Regions from separate parts of the Homo sapiens genome. Here region 1 is linked to region 2. The links are chromatin loops, found by intact Hi-C in ENCODE. Cell type or tissue: PC-3. All regions are shown on one strand.

The links. A loop is a pair of places that touch in the nucleus more often than their neighbours do. Peaks named below come from ENCODE experiments on the same cell type or tissue, not always from the same donor. Only the 100,000 strongest peaks of a DNase experiment are listed, where the experiment ranks them.
Region 1: a loop joins it to region 2, with 4 times the contacts of the local background. A loop is called at or near these places in 2 of 110 quality-filtered maps.

Annotation. Positions count from the first base shown.
Region 1 is chr7:41,145,446-41,153,445 of GRCh38, forward strand. It overlaps LOC105375241 (a long non-coding RNA gene), which reads right to left and starts at 4,350. Exons shown (of 4, transcript XR_927190.1): 1 at 3,898-4,350. In PC-3, no CTCF peak of the experiment used is centred here; a DNase peak (open chromatin) is centred at 3,296; H3K27ac peaks cover 5,007 bases.
Region 2 is chr7:41,243,742-41,251,741 of GRCh38, forward strand. No RefSeq gene overlaps it. Among named protein-coding and RNA genes, the nearest start is that of LINC01449, 150 kb to the left of the region's middle. In PC-3, no CTCF peak of the experiment used is centred here; a DNase peak (open chromatin) is centred at 3,950; H3K27ac peaks cover 5,004 bases.

The sequences.
Region 1 (8,000 bases), 98 kb before region 2:
AGAAATAGGGATTTTTATGAGCACGGGTATGTCTAATGTTTACTTTTAAGTGGTTTGTGTTGCTGTGATATTACTGTGGTAAATTTCAGGTTTGTGACTATTTATTTTGTTTGTTTTTGTGGCAATAAGGAAAACAGTCTGGATTTGACATACAAAGGTCTACATGGTATATCAATAATAACCCATAAATCAAATTGAATTGGGAAAATCAAAGCTCTGTCTGCACACGGTTTAGGGTTTGAGCCAGTTTCATTCTGCATCTCAAAAGATAGGTTTCCATGGAGTACCTGGGTTACTTGAGTTCTGGAATAGCAGAACTATATGCGCTCTTGGCTTGGGTAAGAAGGAGAAGAAATACGTATTCTCTCACAGCCTCATGGAGTTCTACAGCTAAGCTTGCCAAGCTCAGTACATAAACACCAGCTAGAGAAATGTAAACCTGACACTAACCCTTAACTCTGTAACAAAACACAAATTTAAACATCCAAACACTGGCTGCTCTCAGTTCCATGAGAAACCATTGTTTTCTCCCACCAGTCCTCAGGCAGCAGAACAGCAAATGCTAAGGTACCAGGTGATCCCAGCCAGATGCAGTATTTACCCAGGAGGGATACAGAGGCAAATAACACATAGTCCCAATCCCTGTGAAGCACATGGTCTACTAACAAGGGCAGCTATTTCCCCAGTGAATTAAAGAGCAGTACAATGGTGAAGATATGAGCTGAATCACACAAAACACCCTAGAGGAAGAAACAACTGACTCTTTGGAGGGTCACTAAGTTTCCCTTTACAGCATTCCCCACCCCAAAGACTTCGTCTTTCACCTAGTGCATTCAAGAGATGAAGGTTTTGACTCCTGAAATTTCAGACATCAAACCTCTGTAAAGAGGGATATTTTTCCAGAAGATTCACATATATTAAGGCCAGTATTGCCGTGGAGTAAAAAGGGAATGCAGCATTCTGCTAGCTGCTTTAGATGCATTACCTTATGTAATCCTTCTATCAACTGTATGAAGATGGTATTATTATTGCTACCTCAAAAATCAGGAAAGAATACTCAGAATTCAAACCCTTATCTACCTGATTCCAAAGCTCTCACTTTTCCCACTAAGCCTAACTTAATCCCCCAAGGTGGGGTTATGACACATTTCCTCATTGTATAAGACAGTATGTGCATTGTAACGCCGGCCCTAAAATAAACATACGTACATATGCACACAGGCATACACATATATAAGGCATCATTGGTTGTTAGGCAAATTCTAATTGAAACCACAATCAGATACCACTACACAGATAGAATGGTAAAGAAAACAAAACAAAAACAAAAACAGAAAACCTGTTAATACCAAGTGCTGGTGAAGATTTGGAATAACTGGAATGCTCATACCTTGCTGGCGGGAATGCAACAATGGCTCAGCCACACTGGAAAAGCTTGGCAGTTTATTATGATATTAAACACATAAGTATATAATCCACCAACTCTACTCCTAGGCATTTAACATAAGGTAAATGAAAATATTTGTCCATGCAAAGACCCATTATGAATGTTTATAGCAGCTTTCTTTATAACCCCAAACTAGAAATAACCAAAAAACTATCTGCTGATGAGTGAATAAACAACTGTGGCACATCCATACAATGGGATGATACCCGAAAGTAAAAAGGGAAAAAACTACTCACACATGTACCAACATTGGGGAATCTCAAAAGCATCATGTTAAATGAAACAAGCCAGACACAAAAGGCTAAATACTGTATAAATCACTTACATGACTTTCTAGAAAAGTCAAAACTAGGGGACAGAAATCAGATCAGTGCTTGGTGGGGTTTTGGGTGAGAAAAGGGAATTGGCTACACAGGGACATAAAAAACTTGTTGAAGTGATAGACTTATCTTGGTGGCAGCTATATGACTGCTCATGTTGCTAAAAACTTGTACTTATGCTATAAATAAAAATGATAGATTTTGGTTTATGTAAGATGTGCATTTTTTAAAAAAGAACTGTACACTTAAAGGAGTGGATTTCTCCACATGTAAGTTTACCTCAGTAAACACACAAACACAAATGTCTTTCTAGAAAAATGTACTTTAATACAAAACTGAATGTTTATATTTAATCTCTTTGAGCTATTCCTGCTTTGGCCTGTTTACAAATCCCACCCACAAGGTACTATCTTTTATGGAAGACTTTGTAATGTGAGTAAGGATACCAGAAAACAGTAAGTTAGTAATTTGTTCCATTCACCATCACTCTGTTACACATTCAGACAAAGCATGAGTGTGAAAGGATTTGAGCCTATTACCAAGATTAATGGAAACCCAGATGGGGGACTCCTGAAGAACTAACAGCTTCATCTGAAATCCAGTGGAAAACAATTGTCTCAGAGTCACGTGAAGTGCTACAAAAGCCAAAACATAACTAAGTCCGACTGCCTTCCGGGCATGGTTTGACAGCCTTGTGGGGTCTGAGAGCAGAAGCCTGAGAACAGAGATTTATGCCACAAATTAAGCTCCTAAAACTCCAGTGGAATATTTTGTGAGCCCCTTGGCCATATGTAACTGCACTGCTAACTGTCACTACAAGAGAACATTCTAAAAATGATGTGGAATGGGGTGCAGGACAGGGAGCATTTAATTGAAAAAAAAATCTTTGTAAAAATAAAAAAAATTTAAGAGCTATTTTGCAATTCTAAAACTTGCCTCATGTTCCAGTGATGTCTGAACATGCTTGGGGCCATAATTTAAATAATTTTTTTCTCAACCAGTGGGGTGTAATTTTTAAATTACTGAAGATGTCCAAAGATAGTCATGATTTTCATCTATGAAAAACAAGACATTTTCTGAGAATTTCTACTTGCCCTACCTATTACTCATTTTTTAGACAGCTAAGACCTTTGAGGGTTAAGAGGCATAAATAACATAAAGAATGACACTGAGAAAACACAAAATGAAGAACAGAGCAAAACTAGAAATTCTGTCCCAAGTGGGTCTTAACTGAACCATATGCAGTATTACATATTATTGAACAGTCATGAGTTTCCAATTCGCTATAATGTTTTCCTCTGTGCTCACAAGTTGTTTGGTGAAGTCAAGCAAGCTAGCAAAAGGAAGCACTTATTCAGAGCCCATTTGAAAGAGGAAGAACCATGAACAGTGAATAAACAGGTGGAGGCAGGTATATTACAAAACTCTATGCATTTTGAAGGTTTGTATCAATATGAACAGGGCTTTCTCTCTAATCCCAGGGGCAGGATTTCAAAACATAGGCTTGGCTGGAATATTTATCTAATTTCTCATCACCTGACTAAAGCCAAATCCTAACCACAATAATTGGTCTATTAAAAGATGTAGTTCTAGCAACTCTGGCAGATGAATCATTCAGATACACGCACACACATTTATGCTCCTCTTGGCTACACATAAGCAAACAAAACAAAACAAATAAACCACAGAGAAGGCAGAATGGGTGTAAGAAATTCCCACTCTACTGGTCCCTAACTCTCTATCTTTAATACATACTAAAGGCTAAATTTATATATATATAGATGGCTGTAAGAAGAGACAAATATCCCGGGAACATTTCCTGCAGAAAGACTAGTATTTCCTTTGGTATATAAGTGAAGAGTTTCAGAGGAAATTGGGAGAAGTACTTTCCTTTGTGCAATTCGTTTCTTGGACTGGCACTCCCGTTCCCCTGTTTATTTTTGCTTATCAGCCTCCTTAAGCTCCAAGCACAACCTTTCCTTTTCCATTGTTTTCATTTCTTTGCCACCTTTTTATTGATACATCTCATTCTCATTAATGTAGATTATGAATTATGATCAAGCAGTATCAAGCCCTTTTCAAGATACAACAATACTGAAGGGTTCTCGAAGAGGGTTAATATATACACACCTAGTGGTAGGGCCAGGGCCGAGGTCTCGCCACTACTGGGCCCGTTTTTTCCTCACTGCTGCTTTGGGGACACAGTCCCACGACAGCCGCGTGACATCGTCCAAGATGAGAATTTGCTGTTAGCGAAGGTCTTCCAGAAGAGACCAGAAATACTGAAAATGATTTTTCCACAGCCCCACGGACCAGAGCAGGATCAGTACCTGCTTCAACGTTCCACCCCGCAATCACCTGCACCAGGGACTCAGAGACCCGGCAGCAGCATGGTTCGCACCACAGTCCCCAACTCGGTCTGGGCCCTGGGAAGTCCTCTTCACAAAGCCAATACACTTGGCCTGCGTGTGAGGCCTCTCCTCACAGTCAGGGCGAAGCCGCGGCTGCTCCAGGCCCCCTGGTGCCACCTGAGGCGGAGGCCCGGGCCCCACCTGCGCAATCGCCTAGATCCTCCTGTCTCGTTAGGCCCTGCTCCTCTGCCATTCCCGTGGGGGCTGCTGGGTAGGGCTCCGGTCTCCACCCTCCACCCTCCACCCTCGCTCTTGTGGGCGTGGCCTTCTCTCCATGTGGAACCCATTGGCCTGCAAGTGATACTTTAGAAATGGAGACCAGGAATCATGCAAAATGGATGTTGGTCTTTTCTGCCCTGTCGTGTCAGCTGATTCTTCTACTTGGCCTCCTTCTGTGGTTACTACTGCAGCTTTTTCTTGGGTCCTAGATTACTCCACCATCCTCCTGAGATTCAGTTGCAGCTGAGAATCCTGGCTTTTACCCTGCCAGGGAGGGTAATGGGATGTTTCAGGGTGACACAGCTAGGGTCAAAGGACAAAGAATAGACTTTGATTCTTTTCCACCACCATAGACAAGAGAAGCAAGCCTTCTTGTCCAGGATTGAATACAGTGCCAGTGCTGTAGTTTCAACTCCACTGGCATTACTCAAGAAAGCAGCCAGGACTGATAAGTGGAGAATGGGGCAATAATATATTTTATTCACAATTGTTACCTTAAATATTACTTATGAATTGTTCTTTACTTGAAAATGAATGCAAAGCAAGACCTAGAATTCCTGCTCAACAGTGTCAGCCTGTGTGGAATTACCATGCCATCAATAAAACTCCTAATATGATATGTTTGTAATTTTTACATCAATAATTATTAATTTGTAACATAATATAGTTCTACTTGGGTCAAAACAACTAAAAATGTAAAGATTTTCTCTCTAATTTTTCTCCCATAAAAAAGACATTTGTTTCTCTAGAGATGGAAAAATGTAATTTATAAGACGTTATATCATAATTTTGAAAAGGATTACAAATGGTGGATGATAGAATTTCTTACACAGTGCAGGTTCCTTTTATATATTTTTGGATATGTAGTTTACTTTTTCCTGCCTGAATACCAAATATTGCTTGGAAGGGAGTGGTGACAGGGTTCATGGGTCAAACTTGTTGAGAAAAGTCAAAATTGTAGCTAAGAAAAAAAAAAATTTACATCAATATAAAGAGCAAGGCAAGGACTGAACCTTAGAGAGTTGAGAAGAGCAAAGGTAATAAGGAAAGGTAACTAGGAATCAGACCGTCTTTTTTTAGTGTAGCACCTGGCATCTTTTGGAGACGTGTAACAGCTTTCAAGGAGTGATGCTGAATTTAATACTAAAGTGAAAATGCATGCTAAATATCTCAAGGGATCAGACTGTATTGGGTAGATTTGACACCTGTGTTGTTGATGGATAAATCTCTAATCTCCCCCCTTAAAATATCAATCCATTTTTTTCAGTTCACCTTCTGATATAACACAGAACAACTCTATTCTCTGAATAAGCGAATATTTCAAAAATCAAGATCAGCTGGCATCTCTCCTTTTAGTACACTTCAATAAAAATTGCACCAGGTCCATCATATATTTCAATTACAAAATAATATGTAGAAATTTTACCATTCTGATCTTTTTCAGTTTCTCAAAAACTCCTTAAAAAGCATAGTCCAAAATTGTATAAAGTACTTTAGATGAGATTTGAAAACTCTGAGTTCCAGAAGTTCTATTATCAGGACCATAAATTTATATTAATATTTAAAATATCTGCTATTATGTTCACTTTCTTAGCAACTGTACCATATTATTAGCTCACATCAACTTGAGGGAAAAAACATATGTGGCAGGAGATTTCCCAAACTGATCAAGCAGGTCTTAAATTGGAAATTTGTGGAGGAAGGTGAATTACAACCTGAGATGCAGAATGGGACATTATAGCACAATTAACAGAAGTGTCATAGAGAGATAGTTCCTGAACAGTATCTGTGACTTCAGCTAAGCTCTTCAGAATTCATACAAATTCTCAATCACTCTGGAGTAAGCATACTTTAAAAACTGGGCAGAACTGAGGGGAATATTAGGGTGGCTGCCTCAGAAAGTACCTGAATTGTCTAAAGATCTTGATCCCCTTATTTCTCTGACCAAGTTTGACTGCTGTGTCCCTGATTTCCTTCTGAGTTTATAGTTCTCCTGTCTCCTCACCTTTCTCCCCTCCAACAGCCCCCTTCTTCTCTTCAGCATGACTGACCTAGCTGTTTGGTCTTCTGTTCAGCTTCAAACACGCACCCTTTTTCTTTTTTATCTATTCTTCCCCATTCATTTTGGTATCTTGCCCCATGCTACTGATTCCATCTTTTCTTAAATACATTTCTGCCTTTATCACTATGTGATATTTATCATAGGCATCTGTATATCCTACAGAATCTAAATTATCTTTTTGAGTTGTAACATGAGCAACTTGGCAACTGGCATTTAGTTAATATAGCCAATTTTACATAGGTAAAATCCATACCATGGCTATCACTATGGCTTGGCAGGATGAGTCTTAAATATGTATGACAACACTGGAAAAGATAAGATCTGTCTTAAAGGAAAGAGATTTAATGTACAAAGTGGATTTTGCGTTGAAAGTAGATTGATTTGTTAAACAGTGTATTAAAAAGGATATTGACAAGCAGAGAAAAAAAATGGTGTTTCTGAGAGATACCACAGACTGCTCAAAGAAAGAGAGAGAAGATACAACTGATGCTTTCCTAATATAGATTATAACTCTAGTATTCAGGCTATTAGTGTCAGAAACCTTACCTCTCTCATCTTTGAATTCCCTTTAGATTTCAGCAAAATGCTTTTTGAATTGAAATTAGTCTCTGTTGGTAGTGCCTTAATGCAGAACAGTTGATATATTCTTGATGTAACCAGAAGAATCTTTTATGACTCGAAAGCTAGAAAAATCCCCAGGAAAATGGTTTACTTTAGCCTTGATCTAAACGACAAAATAGGGTAGAAGCGCTAACACTCATCAAACTCTTCCAGGCATTCTGCAGCCCTCATCTCATTGAGTCTTCATAAAATCCAACTGAAGTACAATTTTTAGACCTATTTTTCAGATGAGGAAGTAAATACTCAGATTAATAACTGTCTTATAGGCAGTAACTATTAATGAGGGAGTTAGAATGAAAACTTTAGCTTCAGAGTCTGTGATCCATCGGATCCACCATGCAATCCTTCAGTGACTGGTGAGAAGCAAATGAGAAGAGCCTTGGAAAATAAATGTTTATGTCATCCTAGTAAGAAGAAAGCAGAAAGAGCACTTAGGGCATGTAGCTTCTGGGAAAAGTTTTCTCAGATTTCAAAAAAGAGAAAGAACAATGATGTATTTAACCAAAGAGGAAGCCTAACGAGTGCCATGTAGCCCTGAGGATGGTACCAGGGAAAGCTCAGAATAAACTCATGTTTATATAACTGCTAAACACAAGCAAATAAATAGATAAATAATATTTTTGCACATACGCTTGGAATAAAAAAGTTGGCAAAGGATGTATAGCCCTACTGTTTGGAGAAGGTTGCATAAATATTACACAATTTAAAGAAAAGATAACATGGAGTAGCCCCTATTTGTTTTTATCTTTTCCACTGAGGTAAACAGCCTTCCAAATTAAAATTACATTGCAAGTATTGTTAAGAGGCTACTGTTAACCAGGGTAAAAAAGAGTAGAATAAAACAGTACTAAAAAACAGCATCAAGAAAGGTCTTGATAAGTTTTGCAACAATCAGTGTGAACAGAGCTCACTAAGGTGAT
Region 2 (8,000 bases):
TATTATTTATGTGTGTATCTAGAAATACAATTCTCAAAACTGGCCAATACTGTACCCTCACAAGAAATTTAACACCTGGAAAATTGGTTTTAATGAATTGATCAGACATGTGTGCAAAGATTCTTAACGCAGTATAATGCATAATAGCAAAATTTGAAAAGAAATCTAATTATTTAGCAAAAACCAATTGGATAAATGTCTACAATTCCATAAAACCACCAAGATAATATAGGTCAATATTTAATTACATAGAGTAAATTATTATATTAAATTATTAGGTGATAAAGTAGAGTTCTGTATAAAGAGTGATCCTAATTCTGTAAAACAGCAATGGCAAAACAAAACAAAACAAAAACACCTATGTTCCATAATGCATGCATGTCTATTAACTATGTAATAAGATATAAAACTCAAGATTTTTTTTAAAAAACAAGACAGCTATCATGAGAGCCTCATCCGCTCTCTAGTTTTTTGAATGTGGCCTTCACACATCTGCCACGCTACCTCCTGGGGTCCAGTGGTGGAAGAAGCCTGACCATTTGTACCTTCCCATTTTCCATTTCCATCTCCTTCCTGACTTTTCCAACTGGCCGTTGTGCTCCTTGTCATTATTATTCGTGATGACTACCCCAGCCAAGCTTCCAAATAGAGTCCATGTAATGAGCAGGTCACAGCAGCCAACAAAGAGGCTCTCCTGGAGAAAGCAGCTCAGAGGAGTCTGGCTGAACGGACAGTGGCTAAAAGCATTCCTGCATAATTCGCTGTCTCAAGAGTTTTTCAGCCAGATACTTGAAATGGGCATTTCAAAATGTTTTTTTATCAAATAAACTTTATTCTTAAAATATGTCATTCTCTTTGCAGTTTCTCCAAGTGGTTCTGTTGCTATTTCAACATCCCATAGAAAATCCTTTTCCAAATAAATTGGGAAGTCTCAACTTTCAAGTATAACTTTTTCCTATTGCTACTAGGGGAGCTAGGTACTTGCCTTACAGTAATTTCCATCAGTCCTTCATGCATTTAATATTTATTTATTTCAGCAAAAATTTCCATGAAATACTCTCCAGTGAAGTGTGTGACTGCATATTAATTTATCCTTTAGGAGCAGCAGTGGCATTCGTGCGTAGCTGCAGACATGTCAAGATGCTTGGAGTTACTGGGTGACACTCAAAGATGGAATACTCCAATTGTGGGGGCACGGATAACACCCACTGGAGTATTTGGTGTGTCCATCAAGAATCTCAACAAAAGGACTCTTCCAGAGACATCTCCAAGAGTTAGAGTAAGAGAAACATGGAAATGAATGTTGTGAATGTGAAAGGAAAATTTCTCATAAGATCAGAGAAATAATAATTCTATGAGAAAGAATATTAAGGTGAATATGAACCTCCAAATTTTTTACCGCAGCCTCCATGACCCTTATGACCTGACCCTATCTCTAATTAATCTTCTTTTTCACCCACATTGCCCCAGGTACTCTTGCCCTACTCTGGAGCCCTCAACTCTGCACCTCAGAGCCTTTATTTTTTTCCCATAGACCTCCTCTCCCAAATAGCTCTGGGATTGCATGTTCTCTGCTTATCACTCTGTTCCAAAGAAACTGACTTCCGAGGTGTTCCTGGTGACCCTATCTACAGTAGCCCCCACCCCTTCACCTCCCTACAACCACCATTAACTACAGCCGCCCTTTGTCTCATTGCCTTTGCATTCTCCTTGGCACACTCATCACCATTGTCTATTGGTATGTTTCCTTATTGATCATGTCCTTTCAATAAATTGTAAGTTCCAGTTATAGCAGGGACCTAGCTGTTTTGCTCCCTCATTCTGTCCCCAGTGCTTGCAACGGTGCCTGGGACAGTGTGGACCTTTCTATCTGGAATAAATAAATCAATAAACTCTATCTCATACCCAATACTACTGAAGCATGCAGTGATGCAATATTTATACCATGCATCAAAAAATAACTGTAGAAATTTCTATATTGTAATTTTCAAACAGTTCTTTATCACAGACTTTGTCACCTTCTGCCGTTAATGTGTATTTCCTAACAATTTCTTTTCTTTACCTTCTTTCTAGCTCTCTTTTTCCTTCCAACAAACATTTATTGAATGCTGGTCTCATATTAAGCCTGAAGATGCAGAGATAAACATGAAATAATTTCTACCTTTTGGTGTTAATAACTTAGTGGAAGACTGATTTTAAAATTCAATAGGTAAATTAAAAATAAATAAGTAACTACAATAGGAGCAGAGTGATAGAAAAAAATGGGGCCTAGAATTGCACATACACACACACACATACACTCACCTGTCACTTATACAGAAATTGTTTAAGTAGGCTGCAAGGGCTCTGCCTTTTACCTTGTTTTTGCCAGGTCAGCATAGAGTAACTTCAGCAGTCTGGTGGGTGGAGTTCAAGTTGTTCTCTTGGTCTTAAGTGATGCAGAGCTTTCTGTAGGTATAAAGACAACTTCAGAATCTCTAGGCAGACTGCATTTCTTGAAGGAATGTTCAGAGAGTAAATGCAAAAGTCTGCTCAGGACAGTGGGTGGCTCAAGGGTAGACGCATTCTTTAAGAAAAGTCTGTGGAAGACAGATTTTATTAATACTTTTGACTTAATTAACACGTTCTACCACTGCTTTGTCATTATGTAGAATTAAGAAATCAGCTTGGCCAGCTCTTCCCTTTTGTTAGCCTTGAATAGTTGCTCTTTATCTGAAATCCTATTTGGGAATAGCAAAAGACGAGAACAAATTGAGTCACCGTGAATTCCATATTTCTACAACAATCCCCCACTCTGTTGAATAGATGTTTCCAGAAAGCACTGAATAGAGGAAAAATGGAATATGTTACAGGAATTTCTTTCCTCCAAGATTTTCAATTATCTTCCTCAACTTTGTGGAATAAAGTGGAGTACAAAAATATAGAAGTGTATGGCAAGGAATGTCAGTAGGTCATTTTGGCAGAATATAAGTAAATATACAGGTGGTGTAACTGCAAAACCACAAGGATTTTATTAGCAATGTGATTTTGGGAAAATGCAGATGTTGTTTAATGATCAGTTTCCTCATCTGTAAAGTAAGAATAACAAATAACTGCCTCAAGGGGGTAGGCAAGAATTAAATGAGAGAATGGTTGTAAAAAGTACCATTTTCTTGTTGCTGTTGTTGTTGTTTACAGAAGATCAAATATAACTTGGAAAATGTAGTCCCAAGGGAACTTTATCTCCACCCCTCACATTTTACTTGAGTGGTTCTATCATAGGGGATGCCATTCTCTTCTCTACAAGTGGTGTTTCTAGCTTTAAAAACCAAAAATTGAATTTAGAAAAATTTCATCTGCCCATTGTTGTCTTTCATTTATATGTAACTATTGACATGCAAACTGTACTTTAAAAAATTTCAATTGACCCATGATTTTGGAGAAAATTGTTTACAGAATTTATATTGTAAATGGTTTTGAGAGTATAAAAGCCATTTGAAGACAGAGACTTTAATGATGAGGTGCCACATTTTTTCTTGAAATACCTGAAGTTGACCTCCAACCTCTCTCACTGGAGAATAGACCCAGTGGTGTTGTTCTTGGGAGATGGGTCTTATTCAGTATCAGCAAACCATTTGACATCATCTCTCGGATGCACTAATTATCATAGGATTGTGGCTCTCTTTTGTTAGCTTTGGATTTTTTATTTTACCAGAAGTGTGATAAAAATCAACTACCTTTTCTTCCTCCTAAATCAGTCACTTGATCTTTACAGGCATTAACCTGTGTTCTTCACAGAAACTGATTTGTTTTGTGTTCACTTCAGTGTCTCCCACTCAGCGGTGTTGACAAATGTGTATGTTTTGTTTTGTTTAAGGATGTGAATTACTCATTCTAGACACAGCACACTGTTTTATTGTGTGTTTTTCTAAAACATACTTTTAGACAATGAAGCCCTTGTATACGCCTCACCGCACACACACGCACATACACACAACTAGTATCTATGCATCTTTGTAACTTTATCCCTATAAATATGACTCACTGGCTTGCTGAAGCAGAGAAGATAAGTTTAAATCAGGTAAATGCTGACAATCTAAGAATGATGAAGGGAAGATAAATTAATTGTTTGCTCAAGGAACTGACTGTTAAACTTTTTGCTTTCAAATTTGCATAGAGTGGAGCCTAGAAGCTTCCTGAATGTCTTCCTGCTGCACTTTTCACCTCCATTTCTATCCCTGCTAGCAAAAGAAGAGCCTAATGGTGACATCCCATACCTAGGGGAGCTTTTGAGGTCACAGGTAATTATGGGGGGGGGGATTATTAGTGAATCTGTCTTATAGGAAATATTAAAATTAAATTTTTTAAAACCATTATATCCTAATAAAAGAAGTTGGCAACTTGCTTTCTGGAAAAGTCAGTGGCAGTGGAAAGACAATAACCATGTGAGAAAGTAAGACAGGTATCTTGGGTAGGGCATGCCCAAGGGAGTAAGGTCAATGTCACCTATTTAACTGTGGCCAGTGGACAGGTTTGTTGAAGTTGAGCCTGCTTGTGGTGTTTTCCATTACACAGCACAGAAAATGGACTTAAACCAACAATCTTGGAGCATCACAGTGGCCTGAGCACATAAACTATACTTAGTTTCTGTGCTTACAATTTGTGTTAAGAGTTTTAAATATTAAGGCACATGCCAACAGAAACATTAATTTACAATGTTTTCAACAGAGAAAAGCAGTGACAGAGAAACCTACCTATTTTCCACTATGATGATTCTTATGCAAATTAAATATTTGATTGGTACCTTTTATTATTGTCTGGGTGAGCGGCAATTATTTTGCAGAGACTGTATTTCTAGATTCTTGTGTCTTCTGAGAGTTCGTTGTGAGCAATTTTCACTGGGCAATAGGTGTGTGTGCAGAAATAGTGAGAAAAAGTATTCCCATAAAGATTAAAGATGGAGCCGGGCACGGTGGCTGATGCCTGTAATCCCAGCACTTTGGAAGGCTGAGGCGGGCGGATCTCCTGATGTCAGGAGTTCAATACCAGTCTGGCTAACATGGCAAAACCCCATCTCTACTAAAAAATACATAAATTGGCTGGGCCTGGTGACAGATGCCTGTAATCTCAGCTACTCAGGAGGCTGAGGGAGGAGAATCTCTTGAATCTGAGAGGTGGAGGTTGCAGTGAGTTGAGATCCTGCCACTGTACTCCAGCCTGAGAGACAGAGCAAGACTCCATCTCAAAAAAAAAAAAAAAGATTAAAGATGAAAAAAATTAAGATTCCTTCTGTGGTGATTGTTGACAGTAATCTATGTTATGAAATATCTTTGGGGCCATTTCCAAAAACCTATATGATGCTTTTAAAGGAGAAGATATTATTTTCTTCCCTATATAGCTTTACTTCAATTCTTGAACTCTTCTTGTCATTTATGGATGATTGGCAATGTATCTAATTCAAAGCAAGTTTGAGAAAAGGAGACAGGTATTACAATTAGTTAGTGGTGGAGATAAAGTAGAGGGGAATTAGGAAAATGAGGATCAGTTAAATTTTTTTAGTAATGTGACTGAAGAATTGTGATTTTACAGAAAATGTGTAACTATGAATTGCCATAAGATGGTCAGGGGCTAAGACAGTAAGTGTCTTATTTCAGATATTACTGCCTCATGTCTTACCCTTTCAATAAAGTGAGAATACGTAGGTTGACAATAATGTGATATCATATAATAATAATTGAAATGTATTATCTTACCCGAATTGTTATTTTTATTTTTTATTTTATTTATTTATTTATTTATTTTTTGAGACAGAGTCTCGCCCTATCACCCAGGCTGGAGTGCAGTGGCAAAATCTCAGCTCACTGCAACCTCTTCCCTTGGATTCAAGCAATTCTCCTGCCTCAGCCTGCCGAGTAGCTGGGATTACAGGCGCCTGCCACCACACCCAGCTAATTTTTGTATTTTTAGTAGAGATGGGGTTTCACCATGTTGGCCAGGCTGGTCTCAAACTCCTGACCTCAGGTGATCTGCCCGCCTCGGCCTCCCAAAGTGCTGGGATTACAGGCGTGAGCCACCATGCCCAGCCCTGAATTGTTATTTTAAGTAATGTTTTGGATTCTTTATATTTTTTTCCACTTTATATTTTACCAAGTATTTTTGTCAAAGCCTATATTTCCTTACCTCTAAAATGTTTTTTCTTCACATTTTTACTTTTCTAAACTTAGAGTGCCCCATACAAAGACTGTAAAATGAAGCTTCCTACCCTCCAGAGGAAGGAGAGGGTAGGAACACAGTAGCACTGTGAGGTCATGTTCAAAACTGTCCGGAGAGACGCACGGTCTCATCAACTGATTGTAATCTTGGTTGGGTTAGTTGTGCTAGTAGAACATGTTAACTTCTAATACATACTTTTATTACTCATCATCATTTGAAATATTGTCCAAGACACTGTATTGTGATGAAAAGCAAGGTGATGTACCTTCAGGTCATACATTGACTCTGCGACTAGACTGCTTGGGTTCACCCCTCACTAGGCCCATGGCAGGGGCCATCCATTTACTCTCTTGAAAATGATCAAAGAGAACACCTACTTCACTGGGTTACTGTAAAGAAGATGATGAGTTCATCTCTGTAAAGCGTTTTTCACATTGTGTGGCACTCCATTCACTCATTTGTTCAACACGTATCTGTGGAGTCCCAACTATGAGCCAGGGATGGGTCTGCCAGCTAGATATATAGAGATGGATTAGGTAGCTGAGATATGTTTGGAGGTCACATTTTAGTGTCTACAAAAACCCTTTTGCCTGATGATGGCAAGTGCTGTGAAACCTGGATTCTGGGTACCCGGAAGGAAGCTGCTCTCATTGGGGCATCAGAGAAGAATTCTTAGAGGAGGTGACATTGAGCTGAGACTTCAGTTGCATGAAGGAGCTATCCATCAACAGTTGTGGGGAGAGGGGCTTTACAGGCAGCCACAGGACCCACGGAGCCCTAAGGATCACAATAGAAAGTGAGGTCACAGTCTGAGCAGAGCCCAAACACTGGACCAGGTTATGCAGTTTGGATCTTGTTCTGAGTTCAGAGTGAATTTATCAAAGGGATTGCAGCAAGAGAGTGATTTATATTTAAATTACCATTTTGAATAATGTGTGGGGAGCAGGGACAGCACAGGGTGGGAGGTCATTGAGGAGACTAGTAAGGTAAATACAAAGAGAAATGATGGTGGCTTGGGCCAGGGCTGTAGCAGTAGAGATGGAAAGAAGCAGATGACCATAGAAACTGGTGCATGTTTGAGTAACTAAAGGATGTTCAGCATGGCTAGGCCCATGGAAGGATGTCTTGGTCTGTTGGGGCGGCTATAACAAAATACCATAAACTAAAGAGCTTCTAAATAACAGAAGTTCATTTTTCGTGGTTCTGGAGGCTGGAAAGTCCAAGATCAAGGCACAAGCAGATTCAGTATCCAGTGAAGTCTCCCTTCCTGGTTCATAGAGCAACTTCTCTGTGTCCTCACATGGTAGAAGGATTGAAAGATCTTGCTGGGACTCTTTTATACAGCACTAAACCCATTCATGAGGACTCCTCCCTCATGACCTAATCAGCCCCCAAAGTCCCCATCGCTAAATCCCCTCACAATAAGTATTAGGTTTCAACATATGAATTTGGAGGGACACAAATGCTCAGACCGTAACAAAGAGGTAACCTATAGATGGGGATAATCACATTGTTGGAGCCCCATGAGCTATGTCTTATTTACACCCAAGTCTTGCATGGAAGACATTTTGCTATGCTGTTCAAAGAACCAAATCATAACATCCGGCACTTGCTCAAAGCCAATAAGGAACACGGAAAATATTTGTTCATTTGTATGTATCTGAATAGGAAACTTAATGTGGGGAATTAGTTTCCTAGGAGGTGGGAGAGGATGAGAAGCCACCCAGGGAGGATGAGATCAGTAGCAGCAGGAAGCCACCTAAAAGGGAAAAAGCACAGTGACTAGAGGTCAAGGCCAGAGTCCTTGG